Regions from separate parts of the Mus musculus genome. Here region 1 is linked to region 2. Evidence: chromatin loops called from intact Hi-C (ENCODE). Cell type or tissue: heart. All regions are shown on one strand.

Region 1 (2,500 bases), 270 kb before region 2:
AAGAAGGATTCAGGCCATCAGGCTTGGAGTTAATTAAGTGTCTTATTTACTTACTGGGTCCTATCTAGTCCAGGCTATGTGCCCTGGAACTCATTACCCTTCTGTCTTAGCCTTCTTAGAGCCAAGGTTACAGGTGTGAGCCACCATTACCTGGCTGAAATACCTCACTCTCAAGCCAATCCTTTATTCTGATAAAAATGCTCATGAGGGCCAAGACAATGAATGGTTCAGTGAGTAAAAGCATTTACCACCAAGCCTGTTTGACGTCTGGGACCCAAGTGGTGAAAGGAGAGAACAGACTTATGTAGGTTGAGGGTGTTCTCTGACTTATACATGCACCTCCCAGAATGAAGAAAACGCTCATGTTGTGGGCACTCATGCACACACTCAGCCCCCAGAGCTAGAGTTACAGGTAGTTCAGAGTTGGGTGCTGGGAACTCATCCTGGATCCTCTGAAAGATCAGTTAGCCTGAGCTGTTACTTCAGCTGTAAATTCTACATTTTATAAAACAATTTAAATTCATTTTGTGTTAAGAGTATGGGTGTGTGTATGCTACGGAGGGCAGTGGAGATGGGAAGACAACTTCCTGAAGCCAGTCTTCTTCCTTCCTGTTGCTGAAGTGAGGCCTTTCTTGTTTCTGCCACTGTATGGCTTATTTCAGGCTAGCCAGCCCAAACTTTTGCCTAAGGTGCTGGGATTACAGATGTGGACCATCACACATGGCTTTTCACATAGGTTCTGGTTACTGAACTCAAGATTTCAGGCTTGCATGGGCTAGTGCTTTTTCCCTGAGGAGCCACCTTTCCAGTCCATCACTGAAAATTCCATTCTCACAAATGTTTATTACACTCACTATATAACTTGTCATCATGGAATGAAAAGCTACACCCTAAAGCCCTATGGCCATCACTGACAGGTCTTAGGGAAAGCAAGGAATCTAGAATTATAAAAGAGACTAGGTTTCCTTGTCACTAATCCAGATCACACTCGTGTGACAAGGAATCAGTAGGAAAGCACACCTGGGGCTCCAGGGCTACGTGGGCAGCAATTCCCATGTTACAAGGAGCTACAGAGACCAAGGAGGAGGGTGCTTATGGGCTACCTAATCTGCTTTAGCAGGGAGCTTCTTCAAGTGGCATGTACTGTGCAGAAGATGAAAGTTAATGAGAGGGCCAGAGAGATGGCGCAATGGTTGAGAGCACTGGCTGTTCTTCCAGAGGTCCTGAGTTCAATTCCCAGCAACCACATGGTGTCTTACAACCATCTGTAATGGGATCTGATGCACTCTTCGGGTGTGTGTCTAAAGACAGCTACAGTGTACTCATGTAAATAAAAATAAGTAAGTAAATAAATAAAAAGTTAATGAGAACAAAACACCTTTGTAAGTTAAAAACTTAGCTTAATTCTAAGGAAAAATATTAATCTGTAAAGAGAAAACACTCTTCTAAGAGGTCAAACGTGAATTGCAATGAAGGTCCTACAAAGTCATGAAAATCTCATCTATCTACACAACAACAAAGGTTCCCCCAGGCGCTGGTAACTCCTCACCATTTGCATATGGCGTGACCATCTTCTTGTTGGTCATGACCCGTGCTGTTGCATTATTCACCTAAAGATAACGAGCAGACAAGAGGGGTGGGGAGAGACACATTAGGGGACATAACACTGCTCACTCAGTAACAGAGCATAATTTAAAAAGTACATTTCTGATAGCATTTATATAATTAACACAGCATCATAAAATTTTCATAAATTTTAATGTGTTTATTAAATGAGGCTAACAAGAGTAAAATGTAGTTTCTTGTCTCCAAATAGAAAACTGAGGCTGTTCCACCATTCAGCACTGTAGAGAAACCGTGCAGTTAAAGTTCTCTGGACAGCCTTAAGATTTCACTTTACTGAGGGCAATTTGGAAAAAAGGAAATCAGGAACAAATATGTCTACAAAAGAACTTTGAAGCTTGTTAATAAAACGGAGGCTTGCCACCTGAGCCATGATGCTGATGTCATATCCTGTCCTGATAGTTTACCCCCCCCCCCCTTTTTTTAAACTGTTTGGGATTAGTAAAAAAAATAAAAATAAAAATAAAAAAAATAGAGGAGTCCCCATGGTGGCAGACTGTAGGATCATTCTGAAAATCATTCTGATTTTCTAGATCACAGGGGACACTCACTTAAGATGAAGTTTCTGAGGGCCTTTGGCACAGGGGCTCAGCAGTGAAGAGTGACTGCTTAGTTCTCCTGCCCTGTGGTCCCCTAACCCATAATGAGGCATGTGTGTACGAGGCTTTCTCCATGCTAAGGTGAGGAGAAATTGAGGGGAGGGGACCAACTTCAGAGCCTCATCACAAACTCAACCACAGCTCACCGTAAGCTTGGAGCTTATGGAATATATAAATGCGGAAGCTCAGGCTGAGGCTGAGATTTGCTATGTAGCCAGGCTCGCCTCAAATCTGCAATCCTCCTGCCTCGGCCTCCTGAATGCTTAGATTACAGGCTT
Region 2 (2,500 bases):
GGAATTGGGAAGAACGAGCCAAGAAGCTTGAAGTCCTTGACACAGAAGAGGAAGGCTTTGACTGATGTGTGAGAGCGTTAGGAGGAGGCCACAGCTCCAGAGCTCAGACGCCTTGCCTGGACAGTGAATGCAGCCACCCAGCTGGCCCAGAGGCGGGCAGTTCCCGTCCTGTGGGAGGACGTGACAAAGTCAGTACCAGAGGGAGCAATGTCGGATTTCTCAACTAGTACACTGGAATGAGGAGGAAGCCCTCCGAAAGGCTCAGGTTTATGCCTGCCTGCTCAACTCATCTTTCTAATACGTCTACTGCGTCTCCTAGCCATGGGCCATGGCTCTAAGACCCCTTACGGGTAACCGAATCTCTCCCTAGCAAACAAGAAAACCAACAAGGAAATCCTCAGAGGGAGAAGGCTGTGGAGCGAAGGCCCGGAGGGAGGCTCAGCCCTGCCGCGCAGATTCCTGGTCCCTCTGGGGACCGGCTTCATCCAAAGCATCTTTTAAAAAGTGTGTGGGCGCCCTCGTGTGGACGTTCTGTTAATACTACAAGCTTGCTTTCTAGCTCTTTTTTTGTTTTTGTTTTTGTTTTTGTTTTTGTTTTTTTGTTTTTTTTTTGAGACAGGGCTTTTCTGTGTGGCGCTGGCTGTCCTGGAACTCAACTCGAGACCAGGCTGGCCTCGAACTCAGAAATTCCCCTGCCTCTGCCTCCCTCAGCCTCCCAAGTGCTGGGATCAAAGGCGTGCGCCACCACCGCCCGGCCTCTAGTTCATTTTATTCCAGCTCAAAACTGTGATTTCCAAGCTTGGTAAGCAGAACCTTTCCGGGGGGTGGGGCCTAGCTGGCAGAGGCAAGTCACCTGGGTGGACCTTTGGAGGCAGAAGTGCCATTGGCACTAGGCAAGTGTGTGGTGCACAGATATATATCTAGGCAAAACACCCATGCATATAAAATGAAATTAAGTAGAAAAGCCAGGCATGATGATGCATGCCTACAATCCTGCACTCAGGAGGCAGAGGCAGAAGCAGAGGCAGGCAGAGCTCTGTGGGTTCGAGGCCAGCCTGGTCTACATAGTGCGTTCCAGGACAGCCAGGGGTGTTAGACAGAAACCCTGTCTCAAACCAAACCAAACCAAACCAACCAACCAACCAACCAAACAAACAAAAAACAAAAAAAAGAAGAAATTAAAAATTTTTTCAATAGGGAGGGATATCTGAGGGAATTTGTTGAATTCCACCCAAATCTGAACAAAAAAAAAATCTAAGGGCTCTTTGGATGTGTAGCCTTTGCTAGAGGAAATACTACTCAAGGAACATATGGGCCTAGGCTCTTTTCGTGCAGCCAGACGACTAAGACTGGAAAGGAAACCAGTGCTCCTCCCACTAACCAGGAGGAAAAAAAATGCAGACTAGAAAGGCCAGAGACGCCAGAGAAGCACTGTTGGAGCGCCCCCGTGTGGACACGACGTGCGTGAGCGGCATCCAAGGTTGATCAACAAGGGAAGGGCATACTGTGGTTGTGGCTGGCCTCAGCTGACAGTGTTTGCTCCGGCAGCCGTGGCTCTGACTGCTGAGAACGGGCCCTGCAGCTGGCAACCAAAGGCAGGCCATCTCCCCGTGACTCCAAAAGCCACACAGACTTTGTATGAATTGGAAAGGGAATGGGGAGAAAATGAGATGGAGCAAGAACGAGGAAGAAAAACGGCAAGAGGAAGAAGCAGGCAAAGAAGAAACGAAGGGGGTGGGGGTTGGGAAGAGGAGAAAATGCCTTGAGGGAGTTGGTTCCTAGGGACTTCTGCCACTTCTGTTCTTGCCTGGGCAAAGAATAAATGAATAAGCAGGAACCCCGCTGAATAGGATGAGGGCAGGTCCACTTAAGGGTCAGGAATCAGATAGCAGGGATCAGGGATCAGGACCGGAGAAGGACTATGAAGGGAGCTTGGACAAGGATGCTTGTGGTCTGTCTATCTTGGTCCCGCTACAGCTGACCTTTGCCCACACCTGAGCACAGGCCCTCCAAGCAAAGTCAATCCTCTGCTTAGCGACAGGTAAAGAACGCACCTGTGTTCACTCCAGCCAGACGTGCGTGAACACCACCCTCTGTCCCAGCGGGGCCTGAGGTGACAGAATCTGAAAGAAATGCCTGGGTGGAGGGGCAGCGACTGTACAGGAAGAACAGGAAGGACTTGCTGCCCGACACCCCACAGGAACTCATGTGCCCAGGGGAGCCAGTCAAAGGCAGCATAGGCTCAGTGAGCCAGTGCAGGGGTCCAGGTTGGTTGCAGCCATCTTGAGTCACAACCGGCAGGGGCATCTGTGAGAAATCTTTCCCTGCATGGCTCCCCTGTCCTTAGAGTGACATGTGGACCTTTAAAACAAGACCCTAGTGCTGTCAGAGTTAGAGACGCGGCCCGTATCCTTGGTGTCAGCTGAGGCAAGCGGACACGTTTGTCACCATTTTCCTGCTTGGCATACAAAATCTTCCCCGTGACCCATGTGGCAGGCCT

Evidence for each region. A loop is a pair of places that touch in the nucleus more often than their neighbours do. Peaks named below come from ENCODE experiments on the same cell type or tissue, not always from the same donor. Only the 100,000 strongest peaks of a DNase experiment are listed, where the experiment ranks them.
Region 1: a loop joins it to region 2, with 2.4 times the contacts of the local background. A loop is called at or near these places in 2 of 42 quality-filtered maps.

The regions. Positions count from the first base shown.
Region 1 is chr15:77,101,330-77,103,829 of GRCm38, forward strand. Rbfox2 (RNA binding protein, fox-1 homolog (C. elegans) 2) reads right to left here. Exons shown (of 14, transcript NM_053104.6): 7 at 1,550-1,610. Among named protein-coding and RNA genes, the nearest start is that of 1700109K24Rik, 18 kb to the left of the region's middle. In heart, no CTCF peak of the experiment used is centred here; no DNase peak of the experiment used is centred here.
Region 2 is chr15:77,366,904-77,369,403 of GRCm38, forward strand. No RefSeq gene overlaps it. Among named protein-coding and RNA genes, the nearest start is that of Gm41353, 7.9 kb to the right of the region's middle. In heart, CTCF peaks have their summits at 522 (motif pointing left), 730 and 1,452 (motif pointing left); DNase peaks (open chromatin) are centred at 448, 798, 1,458 and 2,218; H3K4me3 peaks cover 1,080 bases; H3K27ac peaks cover 1,879 bases.